2 separate regions of the Homo sapiens genome follow, and region 1 is linked to region 2. A link is a loop called in an ENCODE intact Hi-C map of the cell type or tissue named here. Cell type or tissue: dorsolateral prefrontal cortex. All regions are shown on one strand. Each heading gives the region's core, and the rest is flanking DNA. Links, peaks and the distances in the headings are about the cores only.

The links. A loop is a pair of places that touch in the nucleus more often than their neighbours do. Peaks named below come from ENCODE experiments on the same cell type or tissue, not always from the same donor. Only the 100,000 strongest peaks of a DNase experiment are listed, where the experiment ranks them.
Region 1: a loop joins it to region 2, with 4 times the contacts of the local background. A loop is called at or near these places in 5 of 110 quality-filtered maps.

Annotation. Positions count from the first base shown.
Region 1 is chr4:24,603,977-24,612,776 of GRCh38, reverse strand. No RefSeq gene overlaps it. Among named protein-coding and RNA genes, the nearest start is that of DHX15, 24 kb to the right of the region's middle. In dorsolateral prefrontal cortex, for the core only: a CTCF peak has its summit at 5,252; no DNase peak of the experiment used is centred there.
Region 2 is chr4:24,655,538-24,664,337 of GRCh38, reverse strand. It overlaps LINC02473 (long intergenic non-protein coding RNA 2473), which reads right to left and starts at 4,438. Exons shown (of 2, transcript NR_183976.1): 1 at 4,295-4,438. It also overlaps the pseudogene ATP5MGP3. RefSeq lists an enhancer at 5,783-6,424. In dorsolateral prefrontal cortex, for the core only: a CTCF peak has its summit at 4,530; DNase peaks (open chromatin) are centred at 4,433 and 6,057; H3K4me3 peaks cover 1,781 bases; H3K27ac peaks cover 7,376 bases.

The DNA of each region.
Region 1 (8,800 bases), core at 629-8,628, 52 kb after region 2:
TCCAGGCTGGTCTTGAACTCCTGACCTTAAGTGATCCTCTCATCTTTGCCTCCTAAAGTGCTGGAATTACAGGAATAAGCCACTGTATCCCACCTATATTTTACACACTCACACTCCTTTCCCTCCTTTTACTTGCTTTTTTGTCTGCCTGGAGTTTCTTCCCCAGTTTTTTAAAACACCTGATTTCATTTTGTCTTAGCTCAATGCCATCTTCTAAGAGAATCCTTCCCCAACCCACTTTTGATGTAGTCCTTCATACCTCCAGCACCTCCAATCACTTTCTATCATACTGCCCTATATTATTTTTATAGCCCTCATCAATCTATTAAATTACCCTATTTGTTTATTTACTTGCTTATTGTTTGTTACCCTCCACTAGAATTTAAATGCCATGAGCCCAGGAATTTTCTTTATCTTTTTTATCACTATAGCCTTAGCACCTCGAACTGTGCTTAATATATAATAGGTGCAAAGTAAGTATTTCTTGAATGAATGACTGAAAACAAGCCTTTCTTTTTTTTTACTTTTTTATTTTTGAAACAGAGTCTCACTCTGTCACCCAGGTTGGAGTGCAGTGGTGCAATTTCGGCTCACTGCAACCTCTGCCTCCGAGGTTCAAGCGATTCTCCTGCCTCAGCCTGCCAAGTAGCTGGGATTACAGGCATGCTTCACCATGCCTGGCTAAATTTTGTATTTTCAGTAGAGACGGTTTTGCCATGTTGGCCAAGCTGGTCTCAAACTTCTGATCTCAAGTGATCCGCCCGCCCCTGCCTCCCAAATTGCTGGGATTACAGGCGTGAACCACCACGCCCAGCCAAAAACTTAAACCTTTCAAAGTCTCTGACAATTCATCTAGAATTTTTTAGGAGGTTATTCAAATTGAAAACGAAACCAACCCTAGTATTTTAAGTTGGGCTTCTTGGGAAGCAGTCTTGGAAACTGAGATTAGCATGCAGAAAGTTTATTGTGAAAGACTCCTGGGATTCACACCAGTGGAGAAAAAGGCAATAAAGCGGTATTGGGCAGAGGATAAAGTTTGGATGTGACGCAGAGTCTCACTCTGTCACGCCAGGAGTGCAATGGCGTGATCTTGGCTCACCGCAACCTCCACCTCCCAGGTTCAAGCGATTCTTCCGCCTTAGCCTCCTGAGTAGTTGGGATTACAGGCATGCGCCACCACGCCCAGCTAATTTTGTATTTTAAGTAGAGAGAGGGTCTCTTCCATGTTGGTCTGGCTGGTCTCAAACTCCCGACCTCAGGTGATCCGCCCGCCTCAGCCTCCCAAAATCCTGGGATTACAGGCGTGAGCCACCGCACCTGGCCAGTGAGGTTATTTTTAAAAAGCCTAAGCTGACTCCAAAGGGAACTCTGAAGCTGGGATACAGCCCTCTCAATTTGGCCCAGATTATGGTATACATTCCCATAATGATCAGTCATTAGACACAGGCTATCCTGGGGGAGGGAATGTGCCCTAGAGTGAGGTAGCTCTCCAGATGAGGAAATTCTTGGAGAGGCTGACAACTGAGGGCTATCTGCTGACAGCACTCCTTGCAAATGCTGAGGAAATCAGTCCTTCATTCTTGAAGGAGGTCTGGGTGGCACGTTCCAGGATCTATTACAGTCCAATCTTTGCATTGCCTAGAGCTGCTTCTGCTTCTGCTGCTTCTTCTTCTTCTTCTTCTTCTTCTTCTTCTTCTTCTTCTTCTTCTTCTTCTTCCTCTTCCTCTTCCTCTTCTTCTTCTTCTTCTTTTTTTGAGACAGAGTTTCACTCTTGATGCCCAGGCTGGGCTGGAGTGCAATGATGCCATCTCAGCTCACGGCAACCTCCGCCTCTCAGGTTCAAGTGATGTCTCAGCCTCCTGAGCAGCTGGGATTACAGGCACGTGCCACGACGGCCAACTAATTTTGTATTTTTAGTAGAGACGGGGTTTCACCATAGTCAGGCTGGTCTGGAACTCCTGACCTCAGGTGATCCACCCACCTTGGCCTCCCAAAGTGCTGGGATTACAGGTGTGAGCCACCATGCCTGGCCTAGAGCCACTTCTTTGTATAAGTTTTAGGAACAGCTTCTTCAGAATTCTGGAGCACCTTTTCCCTGGGGAAAGCTAAGAGGATGAAGGTGAGTGGGATCATCCACAGATAGCACCACTACAGTAGATTTCAGTGCTGCAGTTAATACTCATTGTCTCCCTGAACTACCAGCTGTCTATTTGACCCTTAAGCCTGGCTAGCACCTCTGCTGTCCTGGTGGCTTGTATGTAAGTATGACCCAGACCATCAACTCCTAAGGATCTGAGTCCCTGGTCACCTATGTCTTTGTCAGGGTGTCACTGCTACACTTGTCTACTTACTATCAACATTGCTCAACAGAATACCAAGGTACTGAAATGGATCACCTGGTGGAAAACATATTTTTCCTTCTTGCCCTTATTGTGTAACAGCAGCCTTACCTCCTCCTGGTGATGGGGGCCATTTACTTCTGCCAGAATGGTAATTCTTCTTCTTGTCCTGGCCTCTTGGTGTGAGAAACTTCAAGAACTCAGGTCACAACCTTTGTGGATGTATTCCTTCTTAGGAACTCGGACTCTTAAGTGTTAAAAACTCAGAGTTTTGACCAGGCACAGTGGCTCATGCCTATAATCCCAGCACATTGGGAGGCTGAGGCGGGTAGATCACAAGGTCAAGAGATAGAGACCATCCTGACCAACATGGTGAAATCCCATTTCTATGAAAAATACAAAAATTATCTGGGCATAGTGGCATGCACCTGCAGTCCCAGCTACTCAGGAGGCTGAGGCAAGAGAATCACTTGAACCCAGGAGGTGGAGGTTGCAGTGAGCCAAGATTGCATCATTGCACTCCAACCTGGCAACAGAGCAGGACTGAGTCTCAAACAAACAAACAAACAAAAACAAAACAAAACAAAAAAAACTCCAAAAAACAAGCAAACAAAAATACAAACTCAGAGTTTCAAGAATGGAAAGCACAAATTCCCGAAATGAATCACTGGGAGTGAAGGAAAATAAGGGTACTCTCACTTTTACTTCTTGATTCCTAGACGTATGTGTTCTACCTACGGGGGAAATAGCACCATGTAAAGGTCATTCCTTTAGAAAGTGCACTGCATTCTGAGTGATGGCAAGCCATCTTCATAAGGCACTATCTCTGATTTGGTGTTTCTGTCAGGACCAGCTTCTTGCTATGTGATACGAACATTGAATCTCGTGGTCATGTGCCTGTTTCTGTGCTTCCTTTAATATTCAATGAATCCCTTTGTCTGACACAATAGTATGTGGGATCTCATATCGATGATAGAGACTGGCTGCTACCAGTTGAATGACATGTAGTTTTTTTGGTTTGATTTTGTTTTTGTTTTTTTTTTTAGTGCCTCTTATGTCATGGATGCTCTGATGGGCATTAACATCTGAATAAAGATCTTTACACTTTGTGCTCACTTCCATAAGTTCATTTATTTCCATATGTTCATAGCCCTTGTTGCTCACCAATCTTCCAAGTGTTCACCTTCGAAGACCCTGGCCAAGATATATCACACTGCCCATGAGTCCCTGTGTGTCTATCTAACTGCAGGCCACTTCTCTTTCCACACAAAATGGCTGACCATGTGGACTTCCTGGAATACTACTTGCTGGGAGGATTTCCCCTTGCCACTACCTTTCAAGACTATCCTGAGTGGGGCTTCCCCCACTCAGTTGTACAGCCTGAGTTGTATCCTGAGTTGTACAGCCATCATCTATATCTAGCTTGCACCAACATACCAAGTTGAGCCATTTGTGAATCAAGCTCAGGCTTCTTCCTCTTACATCAACTAGTCATTATAGACCCCCATGCAGTCATGGATGTGAGCTGAGCAGTGATGTGGTGGTAAATATTTAGCAACTAGCTTTCTGAAAAGGAGAAGAAAAGACCCAATTTGTAGTATTAACTAATTTCCATGCTGTAAGTACTTACGGTGAATTTCAACCTACCGACGTGGCATCAATGGGCTTGCAAGATTCCTGAAAATTTAACAAGAAACTATTATGAGCTGGTACAAACTTGCTTCCGCATATCCCCAGAGCTGGGGAAGACGTGCTGTGTAACAGTGGTAGATGACATGAGCTACCCGCATGCTACCTGCTCACTCGGCTTGCATGTGCCCTCTGGTTTTATTGATGTTGAATCCTAGATGTTCCTCTTCCATCTAGATACATCCTAATTTATCGCTTGGTGAGTGTGATGGAGCCTAGCTCATGAGAGGTAGTTTTGGTGTCTCCACAGTGAGGCACTTGTCTTTATTAGGGCCCAGTCTTATTCCAACATTTATTTTTTGGAAGGCGTATAATTCTCTGTTGCCATGGTATGGCTTTTGTGCAGGATCTATGTTGTGATTCTTCCATTAGGGCTTGTCATAAAATCCACATGTCATCTTTTCACAACACTGATATTCGTCATACCATAGGGTCTGCTGGATTGTGTGGTCCAAGAGGCCAGCTGCTTGCCCTGAAGCATGGGACTTGATGCGGAATCCTTTCCTGCCATGGGCCCCATTGAAAAATAGCAACCATTGCTGGGCACGGTGGCTCACGCCTGTAATCCCAGAACTTTGGGAGGCCGAGGCGGGTGGATCACGAGGTCAGGAGATCGAGACCATCCTGGCTAACACCGTGAAACCGCATCTCTACTAAAAATACAAAAAATTAGCCAGGCATGGTGGTGGGCGCCTGTAGTCCCGGCTACTCAGGAGGCTGAGGCAGGAGAATGGCATGAACCCGGGAGGCGGAGCTTGCAGTGAGCTGAGATCGAGCCACTGCACTCCAGCCTGGGCGACAGAGCGAGACTCCATCTCAAAAAAAAAAAGAAAGAAAGAAAGAAAGAAAAAAAGAAAAATAGCAACCATTGTGTCAACCAGTATGTGAGCTGGAAGTGTACTTCTGGGAATACCTTGCCTACAGAACCTGAAAAGGGCTGCCTAGCATGCAATGTGCTTCCATTCTTGTGATGGGAACTACAAGATGCAGTCAATTCTCCTTTACTTAAGCGATGTCCTAGCATACCCCAGACCACCAGACTTTTCAAAATTTACCTATGCAGTGTGCTCCTGAATCTTTAAGGTTTATTTCCCTCAAGAGTGCATGTGAATTATCAAGGCCTTCAACCTCCCAGCTACTCTTGTTTATTTGGTCCAACTAACATTATGTCATCAGTTAGTGGACCAGTGTGCTATTCTGCAGCACCTCCAGCTGGTCCATGTCTCTTCAGATTATGTTATGACAGAGGACAGCAGAGTTAACATAGCTCTGGGACAAAGCTGTAAAGGAACATTGTTGTGCATTCCAAAGAAACATGGATCATTTCTGATTCTATTTTGTATAGGAACAGAGAAAGAATGGATTTGCCAAATCATTGGTCACATATCATGTACCTGAGTCCTTGCTTATCTGTTCTAACAAAGATATATCTGGAACAGAAACTGTAATTGGAGATACTGTTAAAATAATAGGTCAGGTCTGTGATAATCCACTGCCATTCTCCATGATCTGCCTGAATTTTGCAGAGGCCAGATGTTTATTCTAAATGGAGATATAATGGGAACCACAGCCTATTTGTCTTTTAGGTCTTTAAGGAGGCAAGCATTTTAATCTTTTTTCCCAAGATGCTTTATCATGGTAAAGTATACACAAATAATAAAATGACCATTTTAACCATTTTTAGGTGTACAGTTCAGTGGCATCGAGTACATTCACATTGTTGTGTAACCATCACCACCATCCATCTCCAAAACTTTTTCACTCTTCCCAAACTGAAAATCTGTGCCCATTAAATAGTAATGCCCCATTCCCCCTTTCTCCTCAGCCCCTGCCAACCACCATTCTACTTTCTGCCTATGAATTTGACTACTTTAAGTAGTTCAATGAAGTGAGCTCATACAATATTTGTTCTTTTGTGTGTAGTTTATTTCACTCACCATAATGTTTTCAGGATTCATGTATGTTGTAGCACAAGCTTAATCAACCTGCAGTCCCTGGCCCACATGAGGCCCAGGACAGCTTTGAATGCGGCCCAATACAAATTCGTAAACTTTCTTAAAACATTACGAGATTTGTGCATGAACCTTTTTTTTTTTTTTTCCAGCTCACCAGCTATCGTTAGTGTTAGTGCATTTTATGTGAGTCCCAAGGCAATTCTTCTTCTTCCAATGCAGCCCAGGAAAGCCAAAAGATTGGACACTCCTGTTGCAGCATGTGTCAGAATTTCATTCCTAAGGCTAAATAATATTCCATTTATTCATATATGACATTTGGTTTATTCATTCACCTGCTAATGGACATTTTGATTGTTTCCACCTTTTGGCTGCTGTAAATAATGCTGCTATAAACATTCTTGTACAAATATCTGTTTTTTGAGTCCTTGCTTTCAATTATCTTGCATATATACCCAAACATAGAATTTCTGGATCACATGGTGCTATGGTTTGAATGCCTCCTCCAAAATTCATGTTGAAATTTAATTGCCATTGTAACAGTATTTGGAGGTGGAGCATTTAAGAGGTGTTTAGGTCACGAGGGCATTACTCTCATGAATAAACTAATGCTGTTATTGCCAAAGTGAGTTATTGTGGGAGTTCAGCCTCTTTTTCTCTCTGTCTCATGCCCTTGCTTCTGCCTTTAGTCTTCCAACTGACCCTTGCCAGATGATGATGCCATGTTCTTCAACTTTCCAGCCTCCAAAACTGTAAGTCAAATAAACTTCTGTTCTTTGTAAATTACCCAATCTGTGATATTCTGTTCTAGCAGCAGAAAATGGACTAAGACATAAGGTAATTCTATTTTTAATATTTGAGGAATCTCTATACTTTATATATTTCCACAGTGGCCAGACCAATTTACATTGCCCCCAGCAATGCACAGGTTTCCAATTTCTCTACACCCCTCACAACAGTTGCTGATTTCTTTCTTAAAAGAATAATAGGCATCCTAATGGGTGTGAAGTGGTTTCTCATTGTGGTTTTGATTTGCATTTCCCTACTGATTAGTGATGTTGAGCATCTTTTTATGTATTTATGGGCCGTTTGGATATCTTCTCTGCAGAAATGTTTGTTCAAGTCCTTTGTTCATTTTTAAATCAGGTTTTTTGTTATTTTGTTGCTGAATTGTAGGGGTTCCCTATATATTCTGGATATTAATCCCCTATCAGAACTATGATTTGTGAATATTTACTCCCATTCTGTAGGCTGCCTTTTTACTCTGTTGAGAATGTCTTTTGATGAAGACATTCTCATGAAGTACAGTTTGGGAAGTTTACAGACATTATTCCTTGAAATATTCTCACTTCCCTTTTCTTGCTCTCTTCTCCTTCTAGAACTCCCATAATGTGTATATTGGTCCACTTGATGGTGTGGCAGGCAGACCAGGTTTCCATCAGCAGCAAGAAGAGTAAGTTTCCACTAACCCTTTACTAGAGTTTTGATGAATGCATAAATTAAACATTAAAGAACTAGAGAAACTGGTGCCTCAGTATGAGGCTGGAATGAGAAAACAAACCCATTAAGACCCTGCCTGGGTTTTCTCAGACCCTAAATAATAATAATAGCATTCTTACACATACATCTCACATCAGGACTCACTTAAAATTAAGAAACTTTCCAAGACTCTAGAGAAAGCTTTCCAGACCCGAGACCCTAAAGATTAGATATAGATTGAATGAAACACTCCTGTTTGTAGGCGCAATTCCACACATAGTATGGAGGAAGTTAATATTAAGATAAGTTAATGTTTAACTTGTGCACTCATCAAAATTATAGTAAAGGTTGCTAATGGAAACCTAGCTCACCACAATCCCCACTGTCAATTTTTACATGATTTCTATCATGTTAGTTAATTTTCCCAAGCACTGATTTGTTAAAAGATTAGTACAAGAGTACAAACTATGATGTGGCAAACTAAGAGGAAGTGAGCAATGTATTCTCTCTGGCTACTTCCTGCTGGAGAGGGTCATCGTCAGGGGGCACTGGAATGGAAGTTGTTTATTTGGCATTGGTAATGTTCTCAACTTTGGGGACTCAAAGGCAGTGCTTGTTGAAACATGATCTTATGAGCTCAAGGAATGTTTGGGAACAGCATACAACAATAATATAGTCCACAGCATAGTGTTATACTTACGCCCAGGAGGATAGCTAAGACAACAACAATTTTCTGCCACAGGAAGGTGGCCCATCAAAGCAAGGTGCTGTCAATTCATGGAGAGACAGTGCAGGACTAGAGATTGCCTTGATCTGTTGGTGCATATCCTTTAAAGCTAAACCAATGTTTCCTGAGTTATCAGGAACATACATACAACATTCAGTTTTAACTGCAGCTCAAGGAGGAATCGGTGATCATTTAAAGTTTTCTTTATAGGCCATTCTGAAATATTTTTTCTAGTTACCCCAGTCATCTGCAACCTTGTCCATTGTTTAAGATCTATAAAGAAACCTAATCTTTTCATTGTATAGGGGAGGCCCACCAAAGCAGTGCCTTGGTGATAGAGAGGGGTAATAGACCACAGACCCAGCACGAGTCTTGTTGTAATCTATCTGCATAATCTTGTGCCCATTTGATATGGTTTGGCTCAATGCCCTCACCCAAATCTCATCTCCAGTTGAAATCACCATGTGTCGAGAGAGGGACCTGATGGGAGGTGATTAGATGATGGGGGTGATTTTCTCCATGCTGTTCTCATGATGGTGAGTGAGTTCTCACAGGAGCTGATGGTTTTAAAGTGTGGGAATTGCTTGCTCTCTTTCTCCTGCCACCTTGTGAAG
Region 2 (8,800 bases), core at 241-8,240:
CCGAGCCAGCATTCCTATACAGCAACAATGGATAGAGCCGGGGGTAGCATATCACTGTGTGTAGAGTAGAAAACCTGACCACAGGGGCTTAAATAAGTAAGGGGTTAATTTTCTTCTTGCAGCTAGATGTCCAGGGCTGGCAGTGAGGCTGAGCAATGCCAGCAGGGACCTAGGCTCCTCAGCCTTGCTGCTCTGCTGTCTTTAAGCATGAAGTGTTTGGTCCTCATGATCTCAAGATGGCTCCTGCACAGCAAGCTATGGCATCTGTGTTTCAGGCAGGAAAAGGAGGAGGGAATGGCAAAGGAGCAAAGGACAAAATCTCTCCTAGCAAGACTTTGCTTTTTTATACAAGAAAGGAAGACTTTCCAGGGACTTCCACTTATGTCTTACAGGTTAGAAGTGAGGCAGCCTGGGCAACATGGTGAAACCCCTTCTCTACAAAAAATTAAAAAATTAGCCAGGCCTGGTGACATGCACCTGTAATCTCACTCAGGAGGCTGAGGTGGAAGGATCGTTTGAGCTTGGGAGGCAGAGGTTGCAGTGAGCTGAGGTCGCACCACTGCACTCCAGCCTAGGAAACATAGCGAGACCTGGACACACACACACACACACACACACACACACACACACACAAAAGAAATAAGGGAGGGAGGAGGGAGAGCATCAGGAAAAATAGCTAATGCATACTGGGCTTAGTACTTAGGTGATGGGTGGATAGTTGCAGCAAACCACCATGGCACATGTTTACCTATGCAATAAACCTGCACATCCTTCACATGTGCCCCAGAACGCAATAAAATAATAAAATAAAATAAAATAAAATGAAACAAAATAAAATAAAATAAAATAAGGAAAGAAAAAACAGGAGAACAAAAAAGAAAGAAGGAGTTAGAAAGATGTTGAGTAACTCAAGCTAGAGTCTCTCAGTTTAGCAACTCTCCCAAGCCATTTACCTTCCCTCCATGGCCCCTGAGTTTGCCTGTGTTTGCAGCTCCTGCCATATGTGGTATCTGTTTTGATTACTCTCAGCTGAATCGGGCACAGTTTTGGAGTGCACTCTTCAGTCTCCCTTCTGGCTTAGCCCTTCTAAGCTCATGACAGAACTGAATGTCCAAGGTCCCCCACACCCCAGCTACTTTGCCACATTCTTTGCCTTTAGCCTCTCGTCTAGGGCAGGGGCAATAGACAGTGTGCTCAAAGAAGAAATGGGAAGTTTCTGGGCCACCTCTTAAAGATAGCTTTGAGCATACTAGCCATATTCTTGATGCAGCCTTGGCTAAAACTGAGAAAATACTTTTCCCTTCCACTCTCTTTGTCCTGTTTTTTTCCTTTAGATGGACATTGATAGTTTCATGCCATTTTTCAAGGCAGGCGACTGAAGTTCCAGGAGGTGACCTCTATTTACTACAATAAAATTAGTGATTTATAGAAAGTCAGAATTCTGCAATTCCCCAAACTCCCCTTTTATCCCTAACTACTGTGTCAACAAAGCACCCAGCATCCAGCCTGGTTCAAAGGTCTGAACTGTGTAGCAAAATAAATCATTTTAAAAATCCCAATAGTAGTGTATGGTGTGAGCATTCTTAACTTGAATTGAGTAAGGAGGAAGAGAGCAGATGCAGCCAACCTTGGCTGTGGTTTATTACTCAAGTTGATGTGGGGCAGAGAAGATTGGATATTTAATGTCAATGATACCGTGAGAGGGGGTGAAAAATTCCAAGTTCCACTAGAAAATAACAAGGTAAAATTTAGGTCCCATAAGCCCTAGCCTATTTTTTCTTTCCTCCCCCTCCCCGACTGTCACTCTCCCAGTTTTTTAACCTTCTTCCTTTCCTCTCTTCCTCCCTCCCTGCCTGCTGGTCTATTTCTGAGTCCACTGTTGAAGGCCTAGCAAATTTTTTAGTAGGGCCCTAATTTAAGTTCCTCATTGACATTCTAATATATGCAGAATGCCGATCCCAAACTCACTTATTCAAATGCACTGGATGTTGTGCTTTACATCACAATGTTCAAACCTAAATCTCTGGAGTGCACAGAGCTGCCCAGGGTCTGTGTGTGTGGGGGCGGGGGGGGGGGGGCGGGGAGGTGGGGTTTGCCTTGTTTTGACAAATTTGTGCATTAAAGGTGGTCACTGCTCCAGGCAGCTCAGGAATCCTGGAGAGGAAAGTCCTGTCCACGAGATAGGGGAGTAAGCTTGACGAGTCTGGCTGTTCAGTTACATCAGCTCACTGCAGTTTAGCAAATTAGTTTTGAGCTCCTATTACATTTAGGCGCAGTGCTTGGTGCTGGGGATACAAAGACTCACAAGGTATCATCCTCCCCTCAAGAACTCACCACCTAGAGGTGGGGATGGACCCCAAATAAATGATATGCCCTTCCAGAGGAGCTCTACATCTCCTAAGACCTGTGCTCCTTGAACTTTAATGTGCACACAAATTCCCTGTGGTTCCAGTGAAATGTCAGTTTAGATTCATTAGGTGAGGGTGGGCTCTGAGATTCTGCAGGTCTGATGAGCTCCTGGGTGATGCCCAGGCTGCTGGCCAGGGGCCACACTTTGCCCATTCTAAGGTTGGGTGTCCGCTGTGAAGAGGCAGCCTAGAGGGCTGCTGAGTAAGAAAAGCCCCAGGGGCCAGGCATGGTGGCTCACACCTGTAATCCCAGCACTTTGGAAGGCCAAGGCGGGCAGATCACTTGAGGTCAGGAGTTCAAGACCAGCCTGACCAACATGGTGGAACCCTGTCTCTACTAAAAATACAAAAATTAGCCGGGCATGGTGGCGCATGCCTGTAATCTCAGCTACTCAGGAGGCTGAGGCAGGATTCAACCACTCGAACCTGGGAGGCGGAGGCTGCAGTGAGCTGAGATTGCTGTACTCCAGCCTGGGCAGCAGAGCCAGACTCGGTCTCCAGAAAAAGAAAGAAAAAAAAAAGCCCCAAGGAGCAAGTAGAGGCTGTGTCTTCAGAAGCTTGTGCACTTAAGAAGCATGTGCCTCCACTCAGAGTAAGGAGTGCAAACTCCTTTTCCAGGCTTTACCCATCTTCGTAAGGCCACCTGTCTCAGTGTCTGTGGCGTGTGAACCAGAGCAACTCCATCTTGAATAGGAGCTGGGTAAAATGAGGCTAAGGCCTACTGGGCTGCATTCCCAGATGGTTAAGGGATTCTAAGTTACGGGATGAGACAGGAGATACAAGACACAGGTCATAAAGACCTTGGTAATAAAACAAGTTGCAGTAAGAAACCACTGAAAACCCATCAAAACCAAGATGGTCATGAGAGTGACCGCTGGTCATCCTCACTACTACACTTCCACCAGCGCCATGACAGTTTATGGATGCCATGGCAATGTCAGGAACTTACCCTATATAGTCTAGAAAGGGGAGGCATGAATAATCCACTCATTGTTTAGCATATGATGGAAAAATAACCATAAAAATAGACAACCAGCAGCCCTCTGGGTGTTCTGTCTATAAAGCAGCCATTATTTTATTCCTTTATTTTCTTAATAAACTTGCTTTCACTTTTTTGTATGGCTCACCCTGAATTCTTTCTTGCACAAGATCCAAGAACCCTCTTTTAGGGTCTGGATCGGAACCCCTTTCCTGTAACAATGGCGTTGCCATAAACCAAAGGAGCATTTTTCGGCTGTAGCCTGAGTGATTTGACTGTTTCCGGAGGCAAATATTTGAAAATGAAACAGCAAACCAGTGCCTAGGGTTAGGGGAGAGTCAGTGCATTCTAATTATTAGGTCACCCTTCATTTCTCTTTTCTGTCTTCATTGGAAAAAGAAGGCCAGGTGCAGTGGCTCACGCCTATAATCCTACCACTTTGGGAGACCAAGGTCGGAAGATCACTTGAGCCCAGGAATTTGAAACCAACCTGGGCAGTACAGTGAGACCTTGTTTTACTTAAAAGAGAGAGAGAAAGAGAAAGGAAAAAGGAGTTTTTTTAGTGCCCTGCATATTCTGGAAGTCTCCATGGAGGCTCTTTTCTCCCTTGCTCCTTGTCTCTTAAAGGTTACTGTAGATGCTAGAGCCTGTTTTGTCCTTCTGAATCTCTATTTAGAAAACTTTTCCTTCTCATTTCTTGTAAAGGATCGTGTCAGGGACCCACCATGTGGAAAATCTTTGGAAGATCAATGAGTTCCCAGTCCACAAAGCTCCAAATGTGTGCTATTGTATCAGCTATCTATTGCCATAGCTGAGGCTGTATAACAAACAAGACCTCATAAGCAGTATACTTATTGCTCATGCATCTGGTGGTGGTCAGCTTGCAAATTCTGCTGGTTTCACTCACATATCTGAAGGTCATCCAGTTGTCAGAAGATCTAGGCTGGTCCTGGCTAGTCAACTGGAGAGACTGGGGCGCTGCTCTGGGTACTGTCTTCCAGCAGGCTCTCCCAGGCATGTTTTCACAGCAATGGTGGAGGCTCAGGAGTGCAAGCAGACACGTAGTGCTTTTTTCCAAGCTTACACTTGCATTATGTCTGCTAAAATCCCATTTGTCAAAGAAAGTCACATGGCTTGGCAGAGTCAGAGTTGGGAGTGTACTGCAAAGTTACTTCAGTAAAGGGCATGGATATGGGGAGGAGAGAAAAACTAGAGCCATGAATGCAATCCATCTACCACATCTTTCACATGCAACAGTGTAACTTTACACTTGTAGTTAAGCTGATCCAAGCAATATCTTTGCATACAGCAAACAGCTACCCTTCTCTGCTCCCAGAAAGACAACAGCTGCAGAAAGTCAAGAGCAAACAAAGGCATCTGAGAGGAGGGAGAGCAACAGTATTTACTGACAATGCTCTATTCATAATCCACATTTAATTCAAACTCAAAAGGATGCATTTACAATCTGCCAGGTTTTAACAGCCCCACCCTTTAAGTGGCATCTATGCAGCAGTAGAAATAGTAAGCTTTCTGCCTCCTTCAAAAGCAAGGGCCTGAGCTCACAAGGTAAACAAAGGGTAATGAAACAGCAAATGGCAGAGTGTCAAGTTGTTGGAAGGTGTCTAGCGGAATGCCATGGGGACACGGTTTCATTCTGGTCTCATTTAACATCCTCATTAATGATCTGGAAGAGGGAGTAAACAGCACCTTAATTATAATCACAAGTGATGCTAAATTAGGATTTCTTGCCTGCATCAAAAGAAGGGACTCTGAAAGGACCAAGTGGGAGATGGAATTCCAGCTTAAGAAAGGGAACTAGCACCAAGGAAAAACTATCACAGCATGGCTGGGCGCAGGAGCTCACACCTGTAATCCCAGCACTTTGGGAGGCCAAAGCAGGTGGATCAATTGAGGTCAGGAGTTTGAGACCAGCCTGGCCAACACAGTGAAAACCTGTCTCTACCAAAAAATACAAAAATTAGCTGGACATAGTGGCGCATGCCTGCAGTCCCAGCTACTTGGGAGGTTGAGGTGGGAGGATCACTTTAGCCTGGGAGGTGGAGATTGCAGTGAACCGAGATTGTGTGCCACTGCACTCCAGCCTGGGCGACAGAATGAGACCCTGAAAAAAAATAAAGAGAGAGAGAGAAAGAAAGAAGGAAAGAAAGAAAGAAAGAAAAAAGGAAAGAAAGAAAGGAAGGAAGGAAGGAAAAAAGAAAGAAAGAAAGAGAAAGAAAGAAAGAAAGAAAGAAAGAAAGAAAGAAAGAAAGAGAAAGAAAGAAAGAAAGAAAAAGAGAAAAAGAAAAAGGGAGACAGAAAGAGAAAAATATCACAGCACATGCAGCAAAGGAAAAAGTCACTTGTAAGCAATGAGGCCAAAGGGCAAGGAAGCTGCCTGAAATTCTTTCTGGGAAAACCCAGGGTATTTGCAAATAAACCTTTTGGTTTCAACCTTGTTTTCCCTTGGAAAAACCTTGTTTTTAAGGGAAAAGTTTACAGCAAGCAGGTGGTATCAAGAAGTTACAGGTAGACATTCAGCCGGCTGTTCGGGGTGACGAACTTTCCATTCCAGAACCATAGCCCAATTTGTCTGTAACTTTGCAGAAAAGGCCCGGGCACTGGTGAACGCTGCTGTGACTTATGCAAAGCCTGGATTGGCCACATTTTGGTACTACGCCAAGGTTGAGCTGGTTCCTCCCACCCCTGTTGAGATTCCCTAGAGCTAGTCAGAGCCTGAAAACAATAGTCAATAGTGCTCAGACTGGTAGCTTCAAACAGCTCACAGTTAAGGAAGCTGTGCTGAATGGTTTCGTGGTCGCTGAGGTGTGGATGTGGTTTTGTGTTTAGCCAAGTGAGGCGTGAATGGTTATAATGTTTAAAGACCAATCTTTTTTTTTTTTTTTTTTTTTTGACGGAGTCACTCTGTTGCCCAGGCTGGAGTGCAGTGTTGCAATCTTGGCTCATTGCAACTTCTGCCTCCCAGGTTCAAGCGATTATCCTGCCTCAGCCTCCCGAGCAGCTGGGACTACAGGCATGCGTGACCACGCCCAGCCAAATTTTGTATTTTTAGTGGAGACAGGGTTTCACCATATTGGCCAGGCTGATCTTGAACTCCTGTCCTCGTGATCCACCCACCTCAGCCTCTCAAAGTGCTGGGATTACAGGTGTGAGCCACCACACCTGGCTGAAAACCAGTCTTTAACATCTGATTATATGTGATTTATTATTTGAGCGTTCTTTGACCATGTGTGATCAGACAGCTATCTGAATAAAATAAGATTTGTCCAAAAAAAAAATATATATATAAAGGGCCAGGCGCCGTGGCTCACGCCTGTAATCCCAGCACTTTGGGAGGCCTAGGCGGGCAGATCATGAGGTCAGGAGATCGAGACCATCCTGGCTAACACAGTGAAACCCTGTCTTTACTAAAAATATAAAAAAATTGGCCAGGCGTGGTGGCGGGTGCCTGTAGTCCCAGCTACTCGGGAGGCTGAGGCAGGAGGATGGCGTGAACCCAGGAGGCGGAGTTTGCATTGAGTGGAGATCGCACCACTGTGCTCCAATCTGGGTGACAGAGCGAGACTCCGTCTCAAAAAAAAAAAAAAAAAAAAAGTAATAAATAAGCGTAAGCTGCAGCAGGAGAAGGGGAGAAACACAATGTAATTTGAAGTATAAGCCGGGGAGCAGGAGACGCTTGACATTTTTTCCTTCATATTTCCCTTCTCCCATGGGGACATAAGACCACAAGGGCGGGGATTTGTGTCGATTTGTTTTCTGCTACATCTGAAGCACCTTGAATTATGCCTGGCCCATAGGAGTTACTTAATAAATATTTGTTGAATGAGTGATAATGGAGTGTGACTTCTGAAGAAGGAATCAAAAGCAGCTTTCTAGCCAGGTATAGAGGTGTGAGCCTGTGGTCCCAGCTACTCAGGAGGCTGAGATGGGAAGATTGCCTTGAGCCCAGGAGTTCGAGTCCAGCCTGGTCCACATAGTGATACCCTGTCTCAAAACAAAACAAACAAAAACAAGATATTTCTCTTCATAAGGTGCAAACCAGTCAGAAGGCTGACTAAAAACCAAAGAAACAAAACAAAAACTGGGGGTGAGGAGAAAACACAGAAAATGAAAACCAGGCTGGGCGTGGTGGCTCACCCCCATAATCCCAGCACTTTGGGAGGCCGAGGCGGGTGGATCACCTGAGGCCAGGAGTTCCAGACCAGTCTGGCCAACATTGTGAAACTCCATCCCTACTAAATATACAAAAATTAGCCGGGCGTGGTGGTGCATGTCTGTAGTCCCAGCTACTCGGGAGGCTGATGAAGGAGGATTGCTTGAACCTAGGAGACGGAGGTTGCAGTGAGATGAGATCTCTGCACTCCAGCCTGGACAACAGAGCTAGACTCCATCTCAAAAAAAAAAAAAAAGAAAGAAAAAAAGAAAACCAATAAAATAAAACTCCCCAGAGAGCAGAGGCCCTATTGGTTTTATTACAGTGCAAACAGTTGTAGCAGTCATGGTGCTTAAAGATGCCTGGTACTGTTCTAAATACATTGCTTGTATTATTCTACTTTATCATCACAATAAAACTATGAGGTATGTTCTATCATTCCCTCATTTTATATTTGAGGTACAGAAAGGTTAAGTCTGTTTTTCCAAGATTCTATAGTGAGAGTGATGGAATTTAGAGAATTGAGAGGAAATCAACAAACACAGTCAAAACAGCACAGGCAACTCTTCCCAGCCTTCCCTTCAGTGAGACACGCCCCAGTGAGAACATGACACTGAAGAATTAACACTGCCCTTCGCCCTGACTGTGGCTAGGAGAAACCATCTGCAGTCTTCCTTTTTATTCTTTCATCCACCCCCCTCCTTTTTTTTTTTTTTTTTTTTTTTTGGAGACAAGAGTCTTGCTCTGTCGCTCAAGCTGGAGTGCAGTGGTGTGATCTTGGCTCACTGCAACCTCTGCCTCACGGGTTCAAGAGATTCTCCTGCCTCAGCCCCCTGAATACTTGGGATTACAGGCACGTGCCACCACACCCAGCTAATTTCTATATTTTTTATTAGAGACAGGGTTTCACCATGTTGACCAGTCTGGTCTCAAACTCCTGGCCTCAGGTGACCCACCCGCCTTGGCCTCCCAAAGTGCTGGGATTACAGGCGAGAGCCATTGTGCCCAGCCTCATCTCTTTTTCATGTAAGTAAAGATCTGGAAATGTATGTTTTGCATGTGCATCCTTCATTATGTTCTGTATATTACCGCATACCTCTGTCATTTGAATGTATTCAGAGTTGAATACATCAAACCACATATATTGTACTTCACAAGTGATTTAAGGAACTTTCAAGGAAAACGTTTTATAAGAATCATTTTTTTGTCCCATAGTTTGACTTTAGAACAAAAATTTCATTG